Regions from separate parts of the Homo sapiens genome. Here region 2 is linked to region 1. Evidence: read pairs that join two places in POLR2A ChIA-PET (ENCODE). Cell type or tissue: PC-9. All regions are shown on one strand.

What was found. ChIA-PET counts read pairs that join two places held together with the same protein. Peaks named below come from ENCODE experiments on the same cell type or tissue, not always from the same donor. Only the 100,000 strongest peaks of a DNase experiment are listed, where the experiment ranks them.
Region 2: POLR2A ChIA-PET joins it to region 1 with 12 read pairs; 27 of 35 experiments call an interaction of 5 or more read pairs at or near these places.

The regions. Positions count from the first base shown.
Region 1 is chr20:47,564,245-47,572,244 of GRCh38, forward strand. The region is part of intron 1 of NCOA3 (nuclear receptor coactivator 3); the gene reads left to right. Among named protein-coding and RNA genes, the nearest start is that of NCOA3, 66 kb to the left of the region's middle. In PC-9, no CTCF peak of the experiment used is centred here; DNase peaks (open chromatin) are centred at 1,327 and 3,967; H3K27ac peaks cover 4,537 bases.
Region 2 is chr20:47,513,053-47,521,052 of GRCh38, forward strand. All of the region lies in intron 1 of NCOA3 (nuclear receptor coactivator 3), which reads left to right. Among named protein-coding and RNA genes, the nearest start is that of NCOA3, 15 kb to the left of the region's middle. In PC-9, no CTCF peak of the experiment used is centred here; a DNase peak (open chromatin) is centred at 3,920; H3K27ac peaks cover 1,056 bases.

The DNA of each region.
Region 1 (8,000 bases):
ACAATCATGTTATTTTGCTTGCATTTTTTTTTTCAATTATTGTAGCATGGGCATCCTTTTAGGTAATTGTATATGGACATCTACTGCATTATTTTCAATGGCTATGTAATATACTGTTGTTGGATGTCCTTTATTTAGTCATTCATCTGTTAATTCAGCAAAGAACTATTGAGTACCTGTCATGTGCAAGTTACTGGGGATATATTCAACAAACAGAACAAACTGAAATCTCTCACCTCAAGGAGCTTGCATCAAGTTGGAGTTTATATTCCCCTATTGATGGTCATTATTTATTTCTCCTCTTTTTTTTTTTTTTAGGTAGAATATTGTAGTGAATATCCTTGTTATATTTTTCATCTTTGTTAAAACCCCAATTGGTATCTACATCTTTTGTATCTTGATGTACTTGTGCTGTATTTCTAGCCATGGACTTGTTGAGTCTAAAGGATATATGCATTTAAAGTTTTTAATTTTTGCCACAATACCATTTTCTTTATTTTACATTTCCTGAATGCTTGGAAGGGTTGTGCACGTTTTCATGTGTTTGCTGGTCATTTGTACTACTGTGAATTGCCTACTCTGGTTCTTAGTCCATTTTTCTTAGTAGATTGTCTTTTCTTGTCTGTTTTTCTTAGTAGATTGTCTTTTCTAATTTGTAAAGCTCCTATGTATCCTAAACTTTAATTCCTTGTTTGTTTATACACCAGAGATGTTTTCTTTCTGTTACTTAACTATAGGGTGGTGGTTTTTTTTTTAGAAGGAGTTTTACACTTGTTGCCCAGGCTGAAGTGCAGTGGCACGATCTCGACTCACTGCAACCTCTGCCTCGTGGGTTCAAGCAATTCTCCTGCCTCAGCCTCCAGAGTAGCTGGGATTACAGGCATGTGCCACCATGCCTGGCTAATTTTGTATTTTTAGTAGAGACGAGGTTTCTCCACGTTGGCCAGGCTGGTCTTGAACTCCTGACCTCAAGTCACACGCCTGCCTCGGCCTCCCAATGTGCTAGGATTACAGGCATGAGCCACGGTGCCTGGCCCCAGATGTCTCTCTTAATGAGTGGCTGAGCTGTATGTTTTTTTTACTCTCAGAGACATGGCTTTCCCTTATCCAGAGGCAGTGTCACTGGTAGGGAGGATCTCGATTATTTAGTCTTTGTAACTGCCCTGCTGTTTTAGATAGGTAGGGCAGGGCTGGGCACAGTGACTCACATCTGTAATCCCAGCACTTTGGGAAACTGAGGTGGGCAGATCGCGTGAGCCCAGGAAGTTGGAGATCAGCCTGGGTGACATGGTGAAACTCTGTCTCTACTAAAACCACAAAAATTAGCTGGGCATAGTGTCATGCACCTGTAGTCCCAGCTACTTGGAAAGCTGAGGCAGGAGGATCACTTCACCCTGGGAGGCAGAGGTTGCCTTGAGCTCTGGTCATGCCACTGCACTCCAGCCTCAGCCTGGGTGACAGACTGAAACCCTGTTCCAAAAAAGGAAGAAACTGAGGAGGGAGGTGGGGTAACATAGCTAGTAATTAGGACAGCTGGGATTTGAATCTTTTTTTCCTCCTTCCAGATCCATTGGAACAAGCATTATTTTTGATAATACTCCCATGACCATCCACTAACTTCTTATACTTCCTAAAAGTGATGTTGTATACTAGCTTTGTATGGTTCTTTCATTGACACCATTAAACCTAAGTTTAAAAATGAAGCATGTCATTCCCTCTCCCACCATTTAAAAATTTTTTTTTATTTGATGCTGAGTTTCTCTCTGTTGCCCAGGCTGGAGTGCAGTCGCACGATCTTGGCTCACTGCAACCTCTGCCTCCCGGGTTCAAGCGATTTCTGGCTAATTTTTGTATTTTCAGTAGAGATGGGCTTTCATCATGTTGGCCAGGCTGGTCTCGAACTCCAGACCTCAAGTGATCCACCTGCCTCGGCCTCCCAAAGTGCTAGGATTACAGGCGTGAGCCACTGTGGCTGACTTCTCCCACCCCTCCCTTTTTGTTCCCAGTTCTCATTGGTCTACAGTGTGAGTCCCAAGCTGGAATTTGGAAGAAGCTTGGGGCTATTGGACATAATGATAATAAAATAGTTAATTGATTAACTATAATTAACATGAATAATGAAATCCACCATTATATAGCGCTATCTGTCTGGAACAGTCGTGTGGTTGGTTCCTTTTAGCTCTTGGATTAAATGTTGTATCTTAGGAGAGCCCTTCCCAGACCTGAAATTACTTTCTTCTCCCTCTTCTTCCCCCTTATCTATATCACCTTATTTATTTATTTTTGAGATAGGGTCTTGCTCTGTCTCCCAGGCTGGAGTGCAGTGGTGCCATTTCAGCTCACCGCACCCTCAACCTCCTGGGCTCAAGCGATCCTTTCACCTCAGCCTCCAGAATAGCTGGGACCACAGGCACGTGCTACCATGCCCAGCTAATTTTTGTATTTTTTGCAGAGACAGGTTTTGCCGTGTGCCCAGGCTGGTCTTGAAATCCTGAGCTCATGCAGTTAACCCACCTTGGCCACCCACAGTGTTGAGATTACAGGCATGAGCCACTGCGCCTAGCCCTAATGTGCTTTTTAAAGAGTAAGCATAGCTGGGTAGAGTGGCGTGTACCTGTAGTCCTGAGTACTTGGGAGACTGAGGCAGGAAGATTGCTTGAGCCCAGGAGTTGGAAGCCAGCCTGGGCAACATAGCAAGACTGTCAAAAAAGAAAAAGAAGAAATTTAAAAAAGTACTATTAGTACTAACAGTTTACATGGTATAGTACTATGTATGTATGTATGTATGTATGTATGTATGTATGTATGTATGTATGTATTTTGAGACGGAGTCTTGCTCTGTCACCAGGCTGGAGTGCAGTGATGTGATCTTAGCTCACTGCAACCTCTGCCTCCTGGGTTCAAGCGATTCTCCTGCCTCAGCCTCCCGAGTAGCTGGGACTACAGGTGTGCACCACCACACCCAGCTAATTTTTGTATTTTTAGTAGAGATGGAGTTTCGCCATGTTGGTCAGGATGGTCTTGATCTCTTGACCTTGTGATCCCCCCGCCTCGGCCTCCCAAAGTGCTAGGATTACAGGTGTGAGCCACTGCACTCGGTTGTACTTTGTTTTGTTTGATGTAACATAAAATATTTGAGTACTTTTCTTTCTTTCTTTTTTTTTTTTAAAGAGCTAGGATGTTATACTATTGGCCCAGGCTAGAGTGCAGTGCAGTGGTGCAATCACAGCTCACTCAACCTCGAACTCCTGGGCTCAAGTGATCCTCTCACCTCAACCTCCCAAGTAGTTGGGAGTAAAGGTTCATGTCATCACACCTGGCTAATTCTTTTCTTTCTTTTTTGAGACTGAGTTTCATTGTTGTTGCCCAGACTGGAGTGCAGTGGCATGATCTTGGCTCACTGCAACCTCTGCCTCCTGGGTTCAAGTGATTCTCTTGCCTCAGCCTCACAAGTAGCTGGGATTACAGGTACATGCTACCGTGCCCGGCCAATATTTTGTATTTTTAGTAGAGACGGGGTTTCACCATGTTGGCCAGGCTGGTCTCCAACTCCTGACCTCAGGTGATCCACCCACCTTGGCCTCCCAAAGTGCTGGGATTACAGGTGTGAGCCACCGTGCCAGGCCAATTATTTTACTTTCTTTTTGTAGAGATGGGGTCTTTCTGTGTTGCCCAGGCTGGTCTTGAACTCCTGTCCTCAAGTGTTCCTCCAGCCTCACAAAGGATTGGGATTACAGTCATGAGCCACCATACCTGGTGGCTTTTAAGTCTTTTGTTAAAAACAACTCTGGCAGAGCAAGAAGACATACAGGCCACTATTTTGTTTGCTTTTGTTTTATAGTCAGTATTTCCTTTCAAGTTCTATTTTTGGCACAGAAGCTGCATTGGTCCTGGAAGAAGACCAGGCAACAAGCTGCTGTGGCTCCAGTTGAGTTTACTTTCCTTGACAAGTGAGGAATGCATTGGGTACTTGAATAAAACCAGGGAGGAATGATGGCACTTCCGTTGTGCCAGACCGTGGCAAGAAGCTAGGCAGCTACTGTAAGTCTGTACTTTTTTTCTGTTATCTTTGGAATAGTTCACATGGTAGAAGAAAAAAAAATACAGGCATACCTCAGACCATTGTGATAAAATGAATATTGTGATAAAATGAGTCACTAATTTTTTGGTTTCCCAGTAGATAAAAAGTTATGTTTACACTCCATTCTGTTAAGTGTGCAGTAGCATTATGTCTAAAGAAACAATGTATATACCTTAATTAAAAAAATACTTTATTGTGGCCTGGTGGGTAGCTCCATCCCAGCACTTGGGGAAGCTAAGGCAGGTGGATCCCTTTAGCTCCATGAGACCAGCGTGGGCAACATGGCAAGATTCCATCTCTACCAAAACGATGTAAGAATTAACCAGGCGTGGTGGTGGTGTGTGCCGGTAATCCCAGCCATTTGGGAGGCTGAGGTGGGAGGATCACTTGAACCTGGGAGGCAGAAGCTGCAGTGAGCCAATATTGTGCCACCACACTCCAGCTTCGGTGACAGAGCCAGACTCTGTCTCAAAAAAAAAAAAATTATTGCTAAAAAATGCTGATTGATCATCTTAACATTTAGTAAGCTGTAAATCTTGCTGGGTGAAGGTCTTGCCTCAGTATTGATGGATGCTGACTGATCAGGGTGGTGGTTAATGAAGGCTGGGGTGGCTGGGACAAATTAAAACAGTTTTTTTTTTTTTTGAGGCAGAGTTTTGCTCTGTTGCCCAGGCTGGAGTGCAGGGTGTGATCACAGCTAACTATAACCTCTGCCTTCCGGGTTCAAGCAGTTCTTCTGCCACAGCCTCTCATGCTGAGGCAGGAGGATCACTTGAGCCCAGGAGTTCAAGACCAGGATCACTTGAGCCCACGAGTTTGAGACCAAGCTGGGCAACATAGCAAGACCCCATCTCTATAAAATATTACAAAAATTAGCTGGGCATGGTGGCATGCGCCTGTAGTCCCAGCTACTCGGGAGGCTGAGGTGGGAGGACTGCTTGGGCCTGGGAGGCAGATGTTGCAGTGAGCCAAGATTGTGCCTCTGCACTCCAGCCTGGGCAACAGAGCCAGACCCTATCTCCCCACCCCATACCGTCCCCCAATAAAAAATAAATAATTTTGTTTTTTTAAAGGCTGGATGCGGTGGCTCATGCCTGTAATCCCAGCACTTGGGGAGGCTGAGGTGGGTGAATCACCTGAGGTCAGGAATTTGAGACCAGCCTGGCTAACATGGTGAAACCCTGCCTGTCTCTATTAAAAATACAAAAATGAGCCAGACATGGTGGAGGCGCCTGTAATCCCAGCTACTTGGGAGGCTGAGGCACAAGAATTGCTTGAACTCGGGAGGCGGAGGTTGTAGCGAGCTGAGATTGTGCCACTGCACTCCAGCCTGGGTGACGGAGAGACCCTGTCTCAACAACAGCAACAACAAAAGTCAATCCTCTCAAAACCCTGCTGCTCATGGCTGGGCGCAGTGGCTCACGCCTGTAATCTCAGCACTTTGGGAGGCCGAGGAGGGCGGATCACAAGGTCAGGAGATCAAGACCATCCTGGCTAACACGGTGAAACCCCGTCTCTACTAAAAATACAAAAAATTAGCTGGACGTGGCGGCGGGTGCCTGTAGTCCCAGCTACTCGGGAGGCTGAGGCAGGAGAATGGCACGAACCCGGGAGGCAGAGGTTGCAGTGAGCTGAGATCACGCCACTGCGCTCCAGCCTGGTTGACAGAGTGAGACTCCGTCTCAAAAAAAACAACAAAAAAAAAACCCTGCGGCTCCTTTAAGAACTATGTTTATGTGATATTCTAAGTCTTTTTTTATGATTTCGACAATGTTCACAGAATCTTCACTGGGGTAGATGCCATCTCATGAAACCACTTTATTTGGTCATCTATAAGAAGCAACTCCTTAAGGCTGGGTGTGGTGGCTCACACCTGTAATCCCAGCAGGCGGATTGCTTGAGCCCAGGACTTTGAGACTAGCCTGGGCAACATGGTGAAACCCCATCTCTACAAAAAATACAAAAATTAGCCAGGTGTGGTGGCACATGCCTGTAGTCCCAGCTCCTCAGGAAGCTGAGGCAGGAGGATTGCTTGAGCGTGGGTGGTTGAGGCCTCAGTGAGCTGTGGTACGCCACTGCATTTCAGCCTAGGTAACAGAGTAAGACCCTGTCTCCAAAAAAGCAGGGAGCAACTCCTCAAACTCCTCATCTGTTGAAGTTTCATCGTGAGGTTACAGTAATTCAGTCACATCTTCAGATTCCATGTCTTTTCCTATTTCCACCACACTTCCAGTTACTTCCTCCACTGAAATCCTGAACCCTTCAAAGTCATCCATTAGAGTTGGAATCAACGTCTTTCAGACTCCTATTTGTGTTGATATTTTGACCTCCTCCCGTGAATCAGAAATGTTCTTAATGGCATCTAGAATGGTAAATCTTTACCAGAAAGATTCACTTTGCCCATATCCATCACAGAAATCATTATCTATGGCAGCTGTAACTTTATGAAATATGTCTTAAATAGTAATACTTGAAAGTTAAAATTGCTCCATAATCCATGGGATGCAGAACAGATGTTGTGTTAATGGGCGTGAAAACAACATTAATCTCTTTGTACCTTGCTATCAGAGCTCTTGGGTGACCACGTGCACCGTTAATGAGCAGTAATATATATACACACACACACACACACACACACACACACAAGTATATACATATATGTGTGTGTGTGTGTGTGTATATACATTTTTTTTTTCCCATACAGAGTCTTGCTCTGTCATCCAGGTTGGAGTGCGGTGGCATGATCTCAGCTCACTGCAACCTCTGCCTCCCAGGTTCAAGCAATTCTCCTACCTCAGTCTCCCAAGTAGCTGGGATTACAGGTGTGTGCCACCACGCCTGGCTAATTTTTGTATTTTTAGTAGAGACAGGGTTTCACCATGTTGGCTAGGCAGGTCTAGAACTCCTGACCTCAGGTGATCCACTCACTTCAGCCTCCCAAAGTACGGGGATTACAGGTATGAGCCACCGTGCCCGGCTAATTTTCTTTTCTTTCTTTTTTTTTTTTTTTGAGACAGATTCTCGCTCTGTTGCCCAGGCTGGAGTGCAGTTGCGTGATCTTGGCTCACTGCAACCTTCACCTCCTGTGTTCAAGCGATTCTTGTGCTTCAGCCTCCAGAGTAGCTGGGACTACTGGCACACACCACCACACCCGGCTAATTTTTGTGTTTTTATTAGAGATGAGGTTTCACTATGTTGCCCAGGCTGGTCTCGAACTCCTGGCCTCAAGCAATCCACCTGCCAGCAGTAATATTTTGAATTTTTTTTTGGTGAGCAGTAGGTCTCAACAGTGGACCTAAAATATTCAGTAAATCATGCTGTAAACAGATGTCATTCAGGCTTTATTGTTCCATTTATAATGCACAGGCAGAATAGATTCAGTGTAATTCTTTTTTTCTTTTTTTTTGAGACAGGGTCTGCCTCTGTCACCCAGGCTGCAGTCTGCAGGCTGCAGTGCTGTGGTGCAATCTCAGCTTAATGCAACCTCTGCCTCCAGGCTCAAGCAATCCCTTCCACCTCAGCCTCCTGAGTAGCTGGGACTACAGGCACATGCCACCATGCTCGACTAATTTTTTTGTTCTTTATGGAGACAGGGTTTCACCATGTTGCCCAGGCTGGTCTCTAATTCCTGGACTCAAGTGATCTGCCTGCCTTGGCCTCCCAAAGTGTTGGGATTGCAGGTGTGAGCCACTACACCTGGCCCTTTCATTTTTATGTTATGTAGATGGGTTCTTTCCTTAAACCTCATGAAGCAACCTCTTCTAACTTTTCTTCAGCTTCCTCAACTGTCTCAGCCCTCATAGAATTGAAGAGAGTTATGGTCTTGCTTTGGCTTATGGAATATTGTGGTTGGTTTGATCTTTCCAGTCCATGAAAACATTCTTCTTACCAGCAATAAGGCTGTTTCACTTTCTTGTTA
Region 2 (8,000 bases), 51 kb before region 1:
GAGGCTGAGGCATGAGAATAGCTGAGGCATGAGAAGAGCCCAGAAGGCAGAGGTTGCAGTGAGCCGAGATCCCACCACTGCACTCCAGCTGGGGAAACAGAGCAAGACTCTGTCTCAAAAAAATTAAAAAAAATAAAATAAACTTGTAAATATTATACACTTAGCATATAACCCAGCCATTCTACTTCTGGGTTCCCCCCAAGAGAAACACAAGCTTAGGTCCACACACTACCCTATACACAAATACGCAGAGAAGCTGCTTACTTACCATCAAATACATATGAGGATATTTACTTCCAGTTTTGTTTGAAATAATATGAAACTGAATAAATCATGATATAACCATACAATGGAATGCAGTGTAATTATTAGAAATTTCTAAGCAACTATTAGCCGGGCGAGGCGGCTCAAGCCTGTAACCTCAGCACTTTGGGAGGCTGAGGCAAGCAGATCATTCAAGGCCAGGAGTTTGAGACCAGCCTGGCCAACATGGCAAAATGCGGTTTCTACTAAAAATACAAAAATTAGCTGGGCGTGGTGACACACACCTATAATCCCAGCTACTCAGGAGGCTGAAACATGAGACTCACTTGAATCCAGGAGGCAAAGGTTGCAGTGAGCCAAGATCGCGCCACTACACTCCAGCCCGATGGAGCAAGACTCTGTCTCAAAAAAAAAAAAAAAAAAAAAAAAAATTATAAGCAACTGTAAATCAAACTGATATGAATCCTTCCCCAAGATCATTTTTAAAGTATGTACAGTGCAAAGCAGGGCTCTTGAGTGCCAGTTACTTAGGTGTGTTCATTTTATAACAATTTAGCAAGCTGTACTTGTGCCCTTCCATAAATATATTATACATCAATTTAAAGTTTGCCAAAAATATAGGCGAAATGCTTAAACTTAAAAACTTTAAACTATATGCATGTATATGTACCTAGACTAGGGTAACAATGGTTCCAGGGCAGGGAAGGAGGCAGCTAAGAAAGGACGGCCACTGTATACCCTCTGATAACTTTTAAATTGATCTGATGTGTACCTGTAATTTATTTCAAAAAGTATTTTCTTAACTGAGACCATTTGCAACTCTCTTTAAGTCAACATTTTCTTTTTTTTTTCTAGTATCAGAAGATTTTATTTTTTTACTTTTATTTTTTTGAATTTTTTTTTTAATTTATCAACATTTTCTTAATATAGAAATAAAGTAGAGGCAGAGATGGATTTAGGTCCATAACAGTTCTTCATAACCCAATTTCAAATTTTCTACATATCACAACAGTCTCATTCTCACTACTTTTATAACTGAAAAAACAGTATAAATTTCAAAAATAAACTTGTAACAAATCTTTTTTTATTTTTTTTGAGACGGTCTCTGTTGCCCAGGCTGCAGTGCAGTGGTACAATCTTGACTCACTGAAATCTCCACCTCCCAGGTTCAAGCGATTCTCATGTCTCAGCCTCTGGAGTAGCTGGGTGTATAGGCATGTGCCATCATTCCCACCTAATTTTTTTTTTGTATTTTTGGTAGAGATTGGGTTTCACCATGTTGGCCTGGCTGGTCTCAAATTCCTGCCCTCAAGTGATCTGGCCCACCTCGGCCTCCCAAAGTGCTGGGATCACAGGTGTGCTGTTTTTTTGTTTGTTTGTTTTGTTTTGTTTTTTGCTTTTTTTTTTTTTTTTTTTTTGAGACAGAGTCTTGCTCTGTCACCCAGGCTAAAGAGCAGTGGTGCAATCTCAGCTCACTGCAACCTCCGCCTCCAGAGTAGCTGGGATTACAGGTGCCTGCCACTATGCCTGGCTAATTTTTGTATTTTTAGCAGAGACAGAGTTTTGCCATGTTGGCCAGGCTGGTCTTGAACTCGTGACTTTAGGTGATGCACTTGCCTCAGCCTCCCAAAGTGCTGGGATTACAGGCATGAGCCACCACACCCAGCCTCTTGTATTTTAAATAGTGTTTTGTATAAGATTTCATTTGTGTTAAAAAAAAAAAATTCTACAGCAAAAGAGGTTTGAAAAACCGGGACTATGAATGATATAATGTATATTAAGCATTTAACACTGCCCAGGGACAGACACACAAATAGTAACTTTTAATAGCTATATATATATATTTAAAAAAAATTTTTTTTTTTGAGATGGAGTCTCGCTCTGTTGCCCACCTGGAGTGCAGTGGCACGATCTCCGCTCACCACAACCTCCGCCTCCTGAGTTCAAACAATTCTCCTGCCTCAGCCTCCCCAGTAGCTGGGACTACAGGCGCGCACCACCATGCCTGGTTAATTTTGGTATTTTTAGTAGAGATGGGGTTTCACTGTCTTAGTCTTGAACTCCTGATGTCGTGATCCACCCCCCTCGGCCTCCCAAAGTCCAAAGTGCTGGAAATACAGGCATGAGCCACCACACCCGAGCTTTTTCTTTCTTTCTTTTTTTTTTTTTTTTTTCTTTTTTTTAAGACAGGTCACTGGGTCACTCTGTTACCCAGGCTGGGGTACAGTGGCATGATCTCGGCTCACTGCAGTCTGCCTTCTGGGTTTAAGCGATTCTTATGCCTCAGCGTACTGAGTAGCTGGGACTAGAGGCATGCACCACCACTCCCAGCTAATTTTTTATTTTTTAGTAGAGACGGGATTTCACTATGTTGGCTGGTCTTGAACTTCTGGCCTCAAGTGGTCCGCCCACCTCAGCTTCCCAATGTGTTAGGATTACAGGCGTGAGCCACTGCCCTCAGCCTTAATACCAATATTATCATCAATCAATAAGTGGTAGCTTTTCTGTGGTATATCCAGACAATGGCATATTATTCAGTACTAAAAAGAAATGTGCTATCAATTCATGAAGAGATGTGAAGAAAACTTTAAGTTTTCACTTAGTGAAAGAAGCCAATTTGGAAAGGCCACATACTGTGTGATTCTAACTATGTGACATCTTAGAAAAGGCAAAATTTTGGAAACACTAGAAAGATCAGTGGTTGCCAGGAGTTAGTGGGGAGGAAAGAATGAGTAGACAGAGCACAGTACTCAGGGTAGTGAAACTACTCTGTATGATAGATACTATAATGGTAGATACATGTTGTTATAAATTGTTCCAAACTCATAAAATGCACGATACCAGGAGTAAACTCTAATGTGAACTACACACTCTGGATGATAATGATGCCTCAGTGTAGGTACAAATGTATCAAGATGGTGGGGGGATGGTGATAGGGGAGGCTACACATGGGTTTGGGCAGGAGGTATATGGCAAATCTCTGTATCTTCTGTTCAATATTGCTGTGAACCTAAAACGCCTCTAACAAAATAAAGTGTTAAAAAATAAATGGCAGCTTTTATCTTTTCTACCCAGGAATAGGAACTGAAATATAGATCAGGACACAGGGAAGAGAATTTTATTGGAATAAGAGGGTAGAAGACAGAGCAAGGGTCTAGACTATCAAGCAACTGACATATAAATAAGATACACACATAGAATTAGAAAGATGGTGGTTGAAATGAAAATTAATAGTCAGATTATGAAAATCTTTGGGAGCTCCATGTGAAGTTTAGTTTCGAATTTTAGACAATAAAAAACAAAGGTTCCAAGCAGTCAAGCAGGCTGGGTGCAGTGGCTCAAGCCTGTAATCCCAGCACTTTGGGAGGCCGAGGCAGGCATATCATTTGAGGTCAGGAGTTCAAGACTAGCCTGGCCAACATGGTAAAACCCTGTCTCTACAAAAAAGTACAAAAATAAAATTAGCCAGGCATAGTGGCACACACCTGTAGTCCAAGCTGCTCGGGAGGCTGAGGTGGGAAAATTGCTTGAACTGAGGAGGCAGAGATTGAGCCAAGATCACGCCACTGCCCTCTAGCCTGGGCAAGAGTGAGACCCTGTCTTAAAAAAAAAAAAAAAAAAATTTGCTGGGTGCAGTGACTCACATCTATAATCCCAGCACTTTGAGAGGCCTAGACGGATGAATCACTTGAAGTTAGGAGTTTGAGACCAGCCAGCATGGTGAAACCTCATCTCTACTAAAAATACAAAAATTAGCCAGTCGTGGTGGCACATGCCAGTAATCCCAGCTACTCGGGAGGCTGAGGCAGGAGAATTGCTTGAACCTTGGAGGTGGAGGTTGCCATGAGCTGAGATAGCACCACTGCACTCCAGCCTGGGTGACAGCGAGACTCCGTCTCCTCCCCAAAAAAATTACCTTATAATATTTTTTACTATAACGAAACAGTACAGAGTAAAAAGAGATGAGAAAGAGAAGAAACTGAAGCAGCAGTTAATTCCCTTTAGATCTATTCCATCTTCTTCAAGTATTCGCTAATAATCCCAGTTGAAAAGGACTTTTCTTCCTCTGAACTTGTGAACCACCTGCTTATGTTGATGCAATTACATTTTCTTCTTTTTTTCTTTTTTCTTTTTCTTTTTTTTTTTTTTTTTGAGAAGGAGTCTTGCTCTGTCGCCCAGGCTGGAGTGCAGTGGTACGATCTTGGCTCACTACAACCTCTGCCTTCCGGGTTCAAGTGATTCTCCTGCCTCAGCCTCCCTAGTAGCTGGGATTACAGGTGCTCGCTACTACACCTGGCTAATTTTTGTATTTTTAGTAGAGACGGGTTTTTGCCATGTTGGCCAGGCTGTTCTCGAACTCCTAACCTCAGGTGATCTGCCTGCCTCGGCCTCCCAAAGTGCTGAGATTACAGGCGTGAGCCACCACGCCTGGCCAATTACATTTATTTTTCAACTAGATTATAAACTCCTAGATCACAAAGGGATTCTAACAGTCACATTACTTAGCACAATTCTTTGAAAAACAGTGGTACTGAATAAAAACATTTAAATGATGTAAAGAAGGATCGTCCAGTCCTAGGGCAATTTAGAAAACATGGAATGTACTCTAAGGCTGATATGATTTTCCTGGGACAACTCTGTGAGGGAGACACAGGTCCCAAGCAAATCCCTAGGAATATTTAATTTTAACTCCATTTCCAGGTAGAAAAACTGACTCGAGGGTTGAATTCTAAAAACTTTCACATCCAGGCCAGCCATGATGGCTCACACCTGTAATCCTAATACTCTGGGAGGTCGAGGTGGGAGAATTGCTTGAGTCCAGGAGTTCATTACAAGTCTGGGCAACATAGGGAGACCCCGTCTCTGCCAAAAAAAAAAAATTAGCTGGGCATGGTGGTGCGCACCTGTAATCCCAGCCACTCAGGAGACTGAGGTGGGAGGATCGCTTAAGTCCAGGAGTTCCAGGCTGCAATGAGCCATGATTTCACCACTGTACTCCAGCCTGAGAAACAGAGGGAGACCCTGCCTCAAAATAAATAAATTAAATTGGGGGAAAAAAAAAGAAACATAATTGAAAAAAATAATAGAGGATTTTCTTTTTCTGTTTTTTTTTTTTTTTTGAGACAGAGTTTCGCTCTTGTTGCCTGCCCAGGCTGCAGTGCAATGGCATGATCTCGGCTCACTGCAACCTCCACCTCCCGGGTTTTCAAGAGATTCTCCTGCCTCAGCCTCCCGAGTAGCTGGGATTACAGGCATGCACCACTAAGCCTGGCTACTTTTGTATTTTTAGTAGAGATGGGGTTTCACCATGTTGGTCAGGCTCGTCTCGAACTCCTGACCTCAGGTGATCTACCTGCCTCGGCCTCCCAAAATGCTGGGATTACAGGGGTGAGCCACCATGCCTGGCCAATAGAGGATTTTTAAAGCTTATAAAAGGATTACTCCTTACCTTCAAGAAATAGACAATTTGAATCCACGCTACCAATCAAGAAGTACTGACTCACATGCACACGAACAATTAAGATTCATCTAAGAAATGACTGGTGCGGTGGCTCACGCCTGTAACTCCAGCACTTTGTGAGGCCGAGGTGGGTGGATCACTTGAGGTCAGGAGTTTGCAACCAACCTGGCCAACATGGTGAAACCTCATCTCTACTAAAAATACAAAAATTAGGTGGGCGTGGTGACGGGCACCTGTAATCCCAGCTACTCAGGAGGCCGAGGCAGGAGAATCGCTTGAACCTGGGAAGTGGAGGTTGCAGTGAGCCGAGATTGTGCCACTGCACTCCACACTGGGTGACAGAGCGAGACTCCATCTCAAAAAAAAAAAAGAAAAAGCCAGGCACGGTGGGTCACGCCTGTAATCTCAGCACTTTGGGAGGCCGAGGCGGGTGGATCACTTGAGGTCAGAAGATCAAGACCACCCTGGCTAACATGGTGAAATGCTGTCTCTACTAAAAATATGAAAAGCCAGGCGTGGTGGCGTGTGCCTGTAGTCCCAGTTACTCAGGAGGCTGAGGCCGGAGAATTGCTTGAACCTGGGAGGCCGAGACTACAGTGAGTCAAGACTGCACCATTGTACTCCAGCCTGGGTGACAGAGCGAGACTCCATCTCAAAAAAAAAAAATGATATTTTTAGTTTTGGTGTTCTGGTAATTTACCTACATTAGATGGTACCTGAGATGGGCCCAACAACTAGACTAGAAAGCAGTGGAGAAACAAGGGAGAAGATGGAGAAAAAACAGTATGTCTGAAACCAAGGGAAATTAGTCTGAAAGACTGATAAAAAGACGGTGATTAAGAACTGAATATCAGGTTAAGAAATTTGGAGCCAGGCATGGTGGCACACACCTGTAATTCTAGCACTTTGTGAGGCCCACTTGGGAGGATTGCCTGAGACCAGGAGTTCAAGACCAGCTTGGGCAATGTGGCAAAACTCTTGTCTCCACAGAAAATTTTTTTTTTTGAGAGAGTCTCGCTGTGTTGCTCAAGCTGGAGTGCAATGGCACAATCTCGCTCACTGCAACCTCTGCCTCCCAGGTTCAAGAGATTCTCCTGCCTCAGCCTCCCAAGTAGCTGGGACTATATAGATGCCCACCACCACGCCTGGCTAATATTTGTATTTTTAGTAGAACCGGGGTTTCACCATGTTGGTCAGGCTGGTCTCGAACTCCTGACCTTGTGATCCGCCGGCTTCAGCCTCCCAATGTGCTGGGATTACAGGTGTGAGCAACTGTGCCTGGCCAAAAAAAAAAAAAAAAAAAAAAAAAAAAAGGAAGGCTACAGGTTGTCAGTGGCCTCAGTGCTTTCGGGCTACACCCTTGTTTACAGTGACAACAAGGTGGTATTGGAGTGTTACAGGGTCACAGAGAAGACCTTCAATTATCAATTAGAGGTTTTAAATTTAAATTTACCCTGGCTTTTAAAGGAACAGGGTACACTGTTTTCTCTTTACTGCTTCTCTCTCTGACTCTGTCTCTCTCTTTCTCTCTTTGACTCCCTCTTTGTCTCTCTGCCTCTCTCTCTTTCCTCTGCTGGTCTTTCCCTGCCTCTGCCAGCCACTTATGCCGCTGTTCTCCCCTCTCCTTGCCCTTCCCCTAGGGGAGGAACCGGCAGGAGTGGAGCTACTCTTTCTTCCCCTGAGAAGAAAGGAAAGGGGAGTTCTGAATATTTTCCTTACTACCGGAGGTTTGTGTGAGGTTCAACCCCCTGAAATTTGCGGAAGGCTCAACCCCTCAAACCAGTGGTGTCTTGTCTTGGCTTTCCTGGAAGACTCAACCTCTCAAACCAGGGATGTCTTGCCTTGCCTGCCCTGGAAGGCTCAAACCCTCAAATTAGGGATGTCTTGTCTTGCCTTGCCTGCCCTGGAAGGCTCAAACCCTCAAACTAGGGAGTGTCTTGCCTTGCTGCCCTGGAAGGCTGACCTGTTTCCTCCCTTTCCCCCTCTGAAGGTCCTTTGCGCTCACTGAACTTGTGTTGTCCTCTCTGGCTGCTCCCCTGAGGGAGAATTAGGCCCCTCTTAGCGTTGGTGTGCTGGTATAAATCCCACGGCAGGATCTGCCCTAAGCCATATGAGGTAGCTATGGAACGCAGAGGGCACCCACTCACTCTGTCCAGCAGTAGGACTTGTCATCATCTACACGAACAACACCGCAAGTACGGTTGTTTGTGATCATTCACGCACATACACATTTAGCCCTTCAGAATTTGACCACCAAGGAAGTACTCTACCGGCT